Linked DNA regions of Homo sapiens: region 1 is linked to region 2. The links are chromatin contacts, found by Hi-C in ENCODE. All regions are on one chromosome and are shown on one strand. The core of a region is the stretch at or near the end of the contact, and the rest is flanking DNA. Distances in the headings are between cores, read along the strand shown. Region 1 holds the start of NFATC4 (nuclear factor of activated T cells 4). Region 2 holds the start of ZFHX2 (zinc finger homeobox 2).

Region 1 (4,759 bases), core at 1,431-3,930, 820 kb before region 2:
TCCTCCTACAATAGCTAGGGGTGGGAGGGTGGAGGGGCTTTTTCTAATTGTCCCACAGGGAACTGTTGCCCTCTTGTAAATCATCCAGAGGTGCACTTTTTTTTCTAGTTCTCTTTAAAACCAGGTAGTTGGCAGCTGCTGAGCTGGTTGCAGATACTCTTTTGAAATTCAGAGGGCATGAAACTAGTGTCTTCAAATCCATCCCTTGACCCTCCTGCTCCCCTACTGGAATGGCTAGAGAGAGCGGTAGTGCCAGGCGCAACCCTCACCTGAAGATAGGGCTGTGTCCCCCAATCCGGGCCTTGGACCAAGCGAGTGGGGAGGGCACTGCCAGGTAGTCCATGCCAGCCACCTCCTTCCGGGAACCTCCTGGAGGAGCCACAGACTCCTCTGCTCCCAAGGGCAGCTTCCCATTGCATGAGGCAGGCTCCTCAGACCGAGGCAGAGCCACTGCCTGCTCGCTGGAAGTCCGCCGTGTCTTCTGAGGGATGCTCTCAGCTGGTGGGGCCCCCACATAGTCAAAGGGACCAGGGGAGCCCGGGTCCCGGGCCAGAGGCAATGGGGGTGGTGGAGGTGGCTCAGACCCCTCTTCCCCCAGGCTGCCACGGCGGGACAGAGCTGGGGAGGCTGAAGATGGGGTTCCCGAGCTGGAATAGCGCCGCTTGCCACATGGAGAGGCAGGCCGCGGGGAGGCTGGGGTGGGCCCAGGAGCACTGAGGAGTAGCCAGCTATCCTCTGGCCCTCGGCCTCCGGGGCTTGGACCATACAGGCTCCAGGGATCTTCGGGGGTCCATGGCCGAGGGGAGGCCCGGGGCGAGGGCAGCGGGGAGCCCAGGCCAAAGCGGGAGGCCGCCTCATTTAGCTCAGACTCCACCTCGTCGCAGGCTGCATACAGGGCTGCCTCGTCAGAGGCATCGGAGAAGAAGCTCCACGAGGACAGGCTGCTGCTGCCAGGGCTTGGGCTGAAGAAGGCCCCCCCACCCTGGCCCCCTGCTTCTCTGTAGCCCCCAAAGCCTTCTGGTGGGGGGTAATCTCTAGGAGAGCCGTCCCCCCAGGCATCAGGGTTGTCCTCCAGCGCTGCTGGCGGCTCCGGCGTGGGAGAGATGGAGGTGATGCGGATGCTGGGACACTCGAGAACACGGCCACCCCCAGCACCCCCAGCACCCCCTCCTGGTCCTCCCAGCCTCACCGACCTGGCGGGCTGGCTCTCCCAGGTGCCAGGTGAGGGGGCTGGTCGCGGCGGTGGCGAATGCATGCCAGGCCGAGGGGGTGGAGGTCGGGGAATACCGATAGGTGCAGCGCCATAGGGAGGGGGCTCTCCCAAGGCCAGACGGCAGCATGGCGGGGCATCCTCTGAGTCCAGTTCTGTCAAAATGGGAAGAGGAGCAGAGGGAGAGGGGGAAAGAGAGAAGCAGGTGAGATGGCTATGTTCCTTGAGTGGCCAGGCCGCAAGTCCTTCTATGCTCCCTGCCCCTCAGCAAAGAGACCTTCTGAGCCACAAGACAAAAGCAGAGTTGGACCTGGGAAGATGGAGGAGATTGAAGCAGGCATGCCAGGCCTTTGCCCACTGGCCCCTGGATCCTAGGACCGAGGGTACCCGATCCAGTGGGTCTTAAGGTGAGAGAGGTGGGTCCAGAGGGGCTGGAGCTGGGGCTGGGCCTGGAGGCGTGTTTCTTGAGGCACTGGGCTGGACTGGGGGCGACTCACACATGAACCCAATTAGCAGCGGTTCCCAAACCCCCAAACGGCGCTGGCAGGAGCCCCAGTTGCCATCGCAACCGTGGCCAGAGGGGAGGGGGGCGTCAGGGCTGTGGTGACGAGGGGAGGTGGCTCCTCCCTCTCTCCTCGCCATCTAGGGGCGGAGGTGCAGCCGAGGGGGTGATGCGTGCTGGGCCCAGCCGGGGGAAGGGGGGCAGCGGGCAGCGCGGATTCGTGCGAGCGGCGGCCGCCGCCCCCGGCTCGGTCCCCGCCATCTGCCTCTCATTGCGGCCAGACGGGGGAGGGGGAGGGGCGCCCCAGCGAGGCCTGACAGCGCCCCCAGCCCCGGGCGTCCAGTCGGCCGGGCCAGAGCTCGGTCCGCCAGGGGCCAGCTCCAGCGCCAAACCTCCCCTTCCCCTGGCGGCGCCTGGTGCTGTTGGGGCCGTAGTTCCCGCCCGCCCCCCAGTTCAGTGACAGGCGGCCCAGCCGGGAGGCGGCGCACAGCCAACAGCACCCCCACCCCCACCCCAGTCACGACCTAAAAAGGAGAAAGTGGTGCCCGGGCCCCCAGCCTCACTTCCGCAGGCCAACGAGTCCCCCCGACTCCCTTCGACCTCTGACTCCCTCACCCCCCACCCTAGGCTCGCTGCCTTAAATTCCCCAGACTCAGGATCCCCGGCCCTCCTCTCACTGACCCCAAGACCCCTTCCCAGCCCAGCACTAACCTTCCCCCAATCCCCCCGCGCCCAGCGGGGGGGCCTCCTTTTCCTCCCCGAACACCAGCTTAAATTCCAGCTCCTCATCCTCGCAGCTGGCCGCCCCCATGGATCCGGCAGGAGCCCCCAGGTCCCGGCCTGGGTGGGAGGGGGGAGTTCAGGAGGCTGCTGTATCTTCACCCGGGTGGCTCCCTCCCTCCCTTTCTCTGAGAAGCCCCCTCCTCCGTCGCTGCCGCCTCCCTCCAGAAGCCCCCTCGTTATTATAGAAACTTTTCCAAACTTTTTTCCCCCAAACTTCTTCAAAGCGGTCCCCCCCCCAGCCTGTCCCTGATTGGCTGCCGGGGATGCTCCAGCCCCTCCTCCAGGGATGAGATGGGAAAACCACGCGCCCCTCGTCCTCCCCCACCCTCCCTCCCTCTGTCCTCTCTTCAGTCCCTCCCCCTCAAAAAAAAAAAAACTGAATTGGAAAACGGTCCTTCAAGAGTGATACTAATGTTGCCTATTGGTCCGCCGTTGTGACAATCATTTCCCGCAGAGAGCCCAGCCCCCACCTCCCCTAGTCTCAGTTCAAGGTTCTGGGTCCGAGAGCCTTAAAGGGGCCACATCCTGGGCCCCCAGGGTAGAGAGCCCACGGAAGACCCTTTTTTAAATTCTGAAGACTGTGTAGATAGCACCTAGCAAGGCAGAACCACTTCTCCTCCCCTTTCCCTCCAAGCCTGAGGCCAGGAGGGTCCTGGGGGCAGAGTGGCACCGAGTTGCTCGGAAGAGGAAAAGGCTATTCTTCCGCCTCCCTTGCCTGGGGCTACTCTGCCCGGGCCTTCTGGAAGTCTTTGCGCTGCCGAATCAGCGCCTCCATCAGCCATTCCTCCAGGACCCCCAAAGATGAAGAACGCTTAGCCAGCCTGGATGCCTCTGGGAGCAGTCCGAGCCAAAGAGGCTTTGAGAACTGTCCCTAGGCCCACAGCCCTTGATGGGCGTAGATCCAGGCCAGGCTTTGCCGCTGCCCTTGTCCCAGCCACCCAGAGGGGCCGTGAATTAGCCTCCACGGGAAGTTGGCAGCCTCCTCCCTAGAACTGTAGTCTGGAATGAATCTCTGACCCGATAGCATCCCACTCCGGCTCTTCTAAAAATCCTTGCCAGGTTTACTAGGGGCCTGAAACCTCCGGACCCTGTGGGTTCCCCTCCTCTTCCCCCTCCTTGGCCCCCCCGCCCCCAACAGGCTGGACACCTGTCACCTGGGCTGGAGGAGGAAGGAAGACCTGGACTGGAGTTTCCGGGAAAGTCAGGCTTGGAGAGGCCTGGGTTGTGTGAGAGGGAGTTAGATGGGAGATTCGTGACTCGGTGGGAGATACTGGCGAGGCTGGCGGGTAGGAGAGATGGGAGGGTGGTTATCATTTTCTCCCACACACACACAGTTTCAACCTCTCTTAGAGGCCGCGTCTCCAGTCTCTAAATCCCTCCGGTTCAGGGCCGCACCCCCAACGCCGCCCCATCCCAGCAACTAAACGGTTAAGCGACGGCCCCAGGTCAGACGTTTACAAACACTCAGAAGCCGGGCGGGGACCGCGCCCGTTACTCTAATGAGAAACAGGCTCTACGGGACTGGGGAAAGAAGGGAGGGCTGGCCCGACGGGCCGGAGCTCCGCAGCGGCCGAGGCGGCTTCCCTCCCTCCCCTCGGTCCTCCCTCGGGCCCGCCCAGGGGACCACCCCCCCAGTCCCCGGGGACCCCAGTGACGTGCGGAGCTGCCCCGGCTCCGAGCCCAGGGCCGCAACACAGGAGGGGCGGGGAGAAGAGCCCAGGCCGGCGGGGAGAGAAGAATGTTCCGAGGCCGAGCGGGGAAGCGGCCTGGTTTGATTTTCTTCTTTCTTTTTTTTTTTTTTCTTTTTTTTTTCTTTTTTTTCCTTTGGTTGGTCTCCTCAGGTTACATTTCCCTTCCAGCTTCATCTCGGAAATAAAGGAAGGAGAAACCCACGGGGAGGGAGGACGAGGAACACCTCGACCCATCAACCAGCCTGTACCTAAGAGGGCAAGGGAGGTGGGAAGCGGAGGCGAGAAAAGCAGGGATAGAGACCCCGAGGCCCAGCCCCTGTTCCCCCAGACTCTGCCCCTCCCCGGCCCCACTCCCCGCAGGCACAGCACATGCAGACGCACACATTCTTTTCAAATGTCATATTTCCTTTGATCCTGGGCAGCGTTTCTCCATGTGTCTGGCTCAGCTCCTGCCCAGCCAACCGCCTTCCCCTCTCACCCCTGTTTGTTTTCCTGGAGAACCCTCCTCCTCCTAGCATCTGGAAGGCCCTGAGGGCTGGCGTCGGCCCTCATTCCCCTGATGACTCTGGCCTC
Region 2 (4,986 bases), core at 58-2,557:
GGGCCTGTTAATTCACTTGTTTGTGCCTTAGTTTCCTCAATAAATGAGACTATAATAGCATCTACCTCATGCTTGAGGTATTGAGAGGAGTAAACAATGTATGTAAAAGTGCTTGGAACTGTCCCTGTGCATTCAAGAAATCTTAAAAATTATTATTAGAATACAGGAGCGGCCGGGTGAGGTGGATCACCCCTATAATCCCAGGACTTTGGGAGGCTGAGGCCGGTGGATCACCTGAGGTCAGGAGTTCGAGACCAGCCTGGCTAAGATGGTGAAACCCCCGTCTCTACTAAAAATACAAAATTAGCAGGGCATGGTGGTGGGCACCTACAATCCCAGCTACTTGGGAGGCTGAGGCAGGAGAATCACTTGAACCTGGGAGGTGAAGGTTGCAGTGAGCCGGGATCATGCCACTGCACTGCAGCCTGGGCGACAGAGTGACTCTGTCTCAAGAAAAAAACAAACAAACAAAAAAACGGGCTGGGCGCGGTGGTGGTTCACACCTGTAATCCCAGCACTTTGGGAGGCCGAGGCAGGCGGATCACAAGGTCAGGAGTTCGAGACCAGCTTGACCAACGTGGTGAAACCCCGTCTCTACTAAAAATACAAAAATTAGCTGGGTGTGTTGATGCATGCCTGTAATCCCAGCTACTTAGGAGGCTGAGGTAGGAGAATCGCTTGAACCCGGTGGTGGAGGTTGCAGTGAGCCGAGATCGCACCACTGCACTCCAACCTGGGCGACTGAGTGAGACTCCGTCTCCAGAAAAAAAAAAAAAAAAAAAATTCAGGAGCACTTAATAAGCGATAAACTGAAGATGAGGAGGAGCCCGAACCTCCCCCAACCCAGCTCAGGGGACTATGTAACCGTGTGGAGGAGGCAGAAGCTCTCAGAGACTAAAGAGTAATTGCTGCGGTAGAGAAGGTTCTAGTACCCAATTTCGCGGGGGGAGATGGGGGAGGCGGAATAATAAGGCAGGAAGAAGAGAATGAAAAAAGGAGGCCTTGGGCGGCTCAGGGCTTGTTCTGAAGCTGATTTAAAACAAAACAACAAAACACATGTATGGTTTCTGCAGGCCACAGGATGAAGAGGAGAGGAGACGGAAAAGAGTTTAAAGGGGCCTGCCCTCTTTGCAGGCACCGGCTTGAACCTGGAGGCGACCTGGTGGGCTGGCCGGCCTGCCCCCGGCCCTGGGTCCCGCGAGGCAGGCGGGCGGGCGCGAACAGACTACAACTCCCGGCATGCGCCGCGGCGGGCGGGTCGCTGCACCTGCTCAGTGGGGCAGCCCCGGGCGCCTGGGTATTGATTATTCCATTGTGTGGGACGCCTAGACTCCAGCCAGTGAATGAGGCGGAGGAGTGAGGGCGAGGAGGAGGAGGAGGAGGAGGGCGAGGAGGAGAAGGAGGAGGAGGAGGAGGAGGCAGGGAGCGAGCGAGTGCCCAGGGTGAATCAATGGAAACCCCCTCACGAAGCCGGGGAAACACTTCAGCCGCAGCCAAATAGCATTGATTATTTTCCTTCACTTCCCTCACCGCCGTGAATTTATTTATTTATTTTTTTCCGTCTCCGTCCCTGACGCCCCGGAGCGAGCGCTGGAGGGAGGGAGGAGGAGGGGAAAAAAGAGGAATCAACACATCGGAGAAGTCCCTTCCAAGAGCCGCCCCCTCCCCTCCCCGCCTCGCGCTGCTCGGTGGCCGCGGTTCGACTCCCGTCCCTGCTTCCAGCTGAGGTGTAAGTGCATCGATTTCCGATGCTGCTGGGTTGGTTTTTTTCTCCTCTCCCTCTCTCTCTTCTTCCCTTCCTTGCTCTTTGGAAGCTCGAGACGGGAGAGGAGGCGCTTGGAGACTGCCGCTGGAGGGGACGGAGAGGGACGGGAAGGGGCTGGGGGAGGGGACAAGGACGGACGGACAGACAGACCGAGAGCCCTGGGAGATAGCAGACAGGGGTGTGGGAGGAAGAGGGCGTGCGCGAGGATGGGGGAAGAGAGATGCGGGGGTGGAGGGAGAAACGGGAACGGGAAAGGCAGAGGCCCGCCGGACAGACGAAGGGTATGGAAAGCCTAGACGGACCGCGCCGAGTTGGGCAGGGAGCGGGGATCCCGGGGGGAAGGGGAGGCCCGGTGAGTGTGAGGGCTCAGAGCTGTCAGCCTGGAGGGTCCTGGGTCTCGGCGGCCCCCCGCCGGCTGTGGGATGGGAGAACCGCGGCCGGCGGGCTGATGGATGGGCTAGCGCGCTGGGGCGTGGAGTGGGAGGGGACGTGGATACTCTCAGTCTTCGTTCGTTTTTGGCTGAAGTTGGGCTTTCCATTCCTTTTTTTGAAAGTGTTGAGTAGGTGAGGGGAGGCCATAAGCCCATTCAAGGTGAAGCGTGTCTGTCCTGCACGCCCATCCTACCACCCCCATCCGCTCGTCTGCCCCTCTGAGCAGCCCTATCATTTTCAAGCACAGGACCACGCTTCCTCGCTGTGCCTGTAGCCCCGCTGATCTCTGTCCATGTGTCCCTGACTTTTGGTTTTGCTGTTCTTCATCTTGTCTCTTCCATCCCATCCATCTCTGGATCTGTATGTCACTGTCTCCACTTGTGACCCTTCCCATCTGAGTGATCCTCTCCTTGTGTGTCTCTATCACTATGTGTCACGCCTTGGCTGCCTGTTCTGTCGGTCTAGGATTCCATGCCCTCTCCTTCAGAGTCTGTCTGGATATCTCTGGCCTTTTCAGGCTACTTTGGAATTTGCTTATCAGTCATGATTGTGGTGGTCACAGTCAGGGCCTGGAGGAGTGGGATGATGGAGCAAATGTGTCTTCGCCAAAGCCTCTAGTGCCTTCAGCATGGCCAGGACAGCCTCCTCTTCCACCATCACCAGAGAAGCTTTGGAACTTCCTAGCATTGTTGACTGTCCCCTTTGCCATGTGCCTGTCTCCCTCATCAGAACCTCACCTTCTGGTCTCATGCGTGTCATCTGCCTTTCCAGGAGCTTCGCACAACAAAACCTCTTCCCTGCTGACTTAATTTTACTCCCTTCCCCCACTGTATCATTGTATATTTTTTATTTCCCCATTTTGCTTCACCCCTTTTTTCCATCTGTTTCCCATGAGCTCTGAGTTTCCACCTTTGTTCCCATAATCTGCCCTCTTCCTACCTTTTCTTCTTGATCACCCTAAGTTTCTAGTTTCTTTTATCCCTTTTCCTCTTATCCAGCATTTTAACCCCAGCAGCAGAAAGTACCAGCAAGCAAAGGGCTGGGAGAGGTGTGGGGTATGGTTTGTGAAGGCACATAAACAGGCCAAGAAATAAATTTAATGAGCTTCCAGGGGCATATAACCCCTCCATCAGTCAGTGCCATTATGTCAGTTAACTGTCAACTTTGATTTTGTAAGGGGACATTCCCTAGGACTCTAAGCTCCACCCTGCCTGGTTGCCCCCCATCCTTCAGTTCATTCTAGATATCAGTTGCTTTTTCTTCACTTTTTAGTTCATCTTCTTCCTAGGCCCCTGCTACTATCATATTTAGATCCAGCACCATTTTTTTTTAATGAGGCAGTGTTTATTAGTGTAATAAAAGCTATCGTATGTAAGGAGCCAAGTTCATTTAGCCTGAAGAACAGTAAGGGTGGATAAAGGATCTGGAGAGTTTACCTTAGTTTTTAGCCCATCATTGTTTTTCCAAACCTCAGGAGCTTGGAAAGGTAAAAGGAGCAGGCAGACATGGGCAGAAGATGGACGATTTCAGAGGTGAACAGAATTAAAGAAAGAAAGGGGTGGTCGGTGCAATAAACACATGGGGTAGAGAAATGTATGACGTGAGGGATGTGCAAAGGAAGGGAGGAAAATCTATGCGGACTCGGGGGCAGGGGAGGAACCAAGGGGTGATTAATAAGAAATTGGAAGAATGAAACAAAACGTGTTGATAGCAATACAGAAGGTAAAAGGAAGAGAAATGATAGAATATTCCTAAAGTGGAGGTCAACAGAAAAAGCACTATGAAATTAATACAGTAGTAAAGAGGGGGAAGGGAGGAATTGCTGAACAAGATGAGATGGGAAGAGAGTATGGTACAAAGAAGGTAAATGGATGGCAAACGAAGGAGTGCTGAGGCAGATCAGAGCTGCACAGAGCTTGGTAGGAGGAAAAGAGGAGAGGATGAGGTATCAAAGGAAACAAATGCCTCTGGTGTGAGGAGGACACAGCGTGACTGATGCGAAGAGAGCGAGAGCACTGCGGGGGCGCCGGGGGGTTGGAAAAAAAGCATAGCACAAATAGCAGGAATACCACTGGGCGAAGCCCCAGAAGAGAGAAATGCCCAAGAGAGGGAGAGAAAGCAGAAATATCCAGGGAAGAGACAGAGAGAGAGAGAACCTCACGAGCATTCATTTCATTGGCCTAATCACTCACTACCCCCACGAAAGGCCTTTGTATTTCATTCCCAAGCCAGAACACAAGCAAAGAGATGAAAAAGTAGAATTCCCATAAACTTCAGCTGAGAGGAACTTGAATCTTCCCAGCCCCTGAGAACCAAAGACCTCAAGCCTCTGATGTCATAAATTGCTGGTATTGCCTTGGCAACCTGACAGGGTTCCTCCCTCCATGATGTCAGAGGCAGCTGGTGTTACCTTGAGACCCATACAGGAATCACTTGCTGCTTTGCCGGGGTGCTGTATCACCTACGGGCCAGGGCCTGGGTCGAATTGGTAGGATTTCTGACTCTGGTAGCTTGACCTTGCCTCCCTGGAGCTCTTCCCAGCTCAGAACAACAGTTGTCACAAATAACTCCTGTTTGTGAGCACCTGAGGTTTGCTAGAGCCTGACAGTAGCAAGAGGAAGGAACCTAAGACAGGGCATTGAGGTCAGGATGGTTGGATCAAAAGGCAGGCAGAGACGGAAGAGGAGGACTAGAAATGGCAGTTACAGAATGTGAAAGGAGAAGGGCTTTGTGAGTGGGGAGGAGAGTTGTTGAAAGTGTAATGGCTTTGGGTTTAGGAATGGAGACTA

Evidence for each region. Hi-C counts contacts between places; a loop is a spot of excess contacts on that map. Pooled maps may share reads with other maps.
Region 1: a loop to region 2 is called in a pooled map, with 4 times the contacts of the local background. The contact joins the promoter of NFATC4 here to the promoter of ZFHX2 in region 2. A Hi-C loop is called at or near these places in 3 of 168 maps with a recorded cell type or tissue (OCI-LY7, ascending aorta and breast epithelium), 1 of 37 single-sample maps with no recorded cell type and 3 of 50 pooled maps.

What each region holds. Positions count from the first base shown.
Region 1 is chr14:24,366,105-24,370,863 of GRCh38, reverse strand. NFATC4 (nuclear factor of activated T cells 4) reads right to left here and starts at 2,680. Exons shown (of 10, transcript NM_004554.5): 1 at 2,424-2,680; 2 at 270-1,365. The coding sequence starts at 2,523. LOC124903291 (a long non-coding RNA gene) reads left to right here and starts at 1,479. Exons shown (of 2, transcript XR_007064085.1): 1 at 1,479-1,617; 2 at 4,337-4,759. RefSeq lists an enhancer at 36-879 and silencers at 1,842-2,221, 3,940-4,249.
Region 2 is chr14:23,548,086-23,553,071 of GRCh38, reverse strand. ZFHX2 (zinc finger homeobox 2) reads left to right here and starts at 1,307. Exons shown (of 10, transcript NM_033400.3): 1 at 1,307-1,729. It also overlaps a transcript of THTPA not described here. RefSeq lists enhancers at 954-1,003, 1,853-2,515, 4,639-4,986 and a silencer at 1,134-1,373.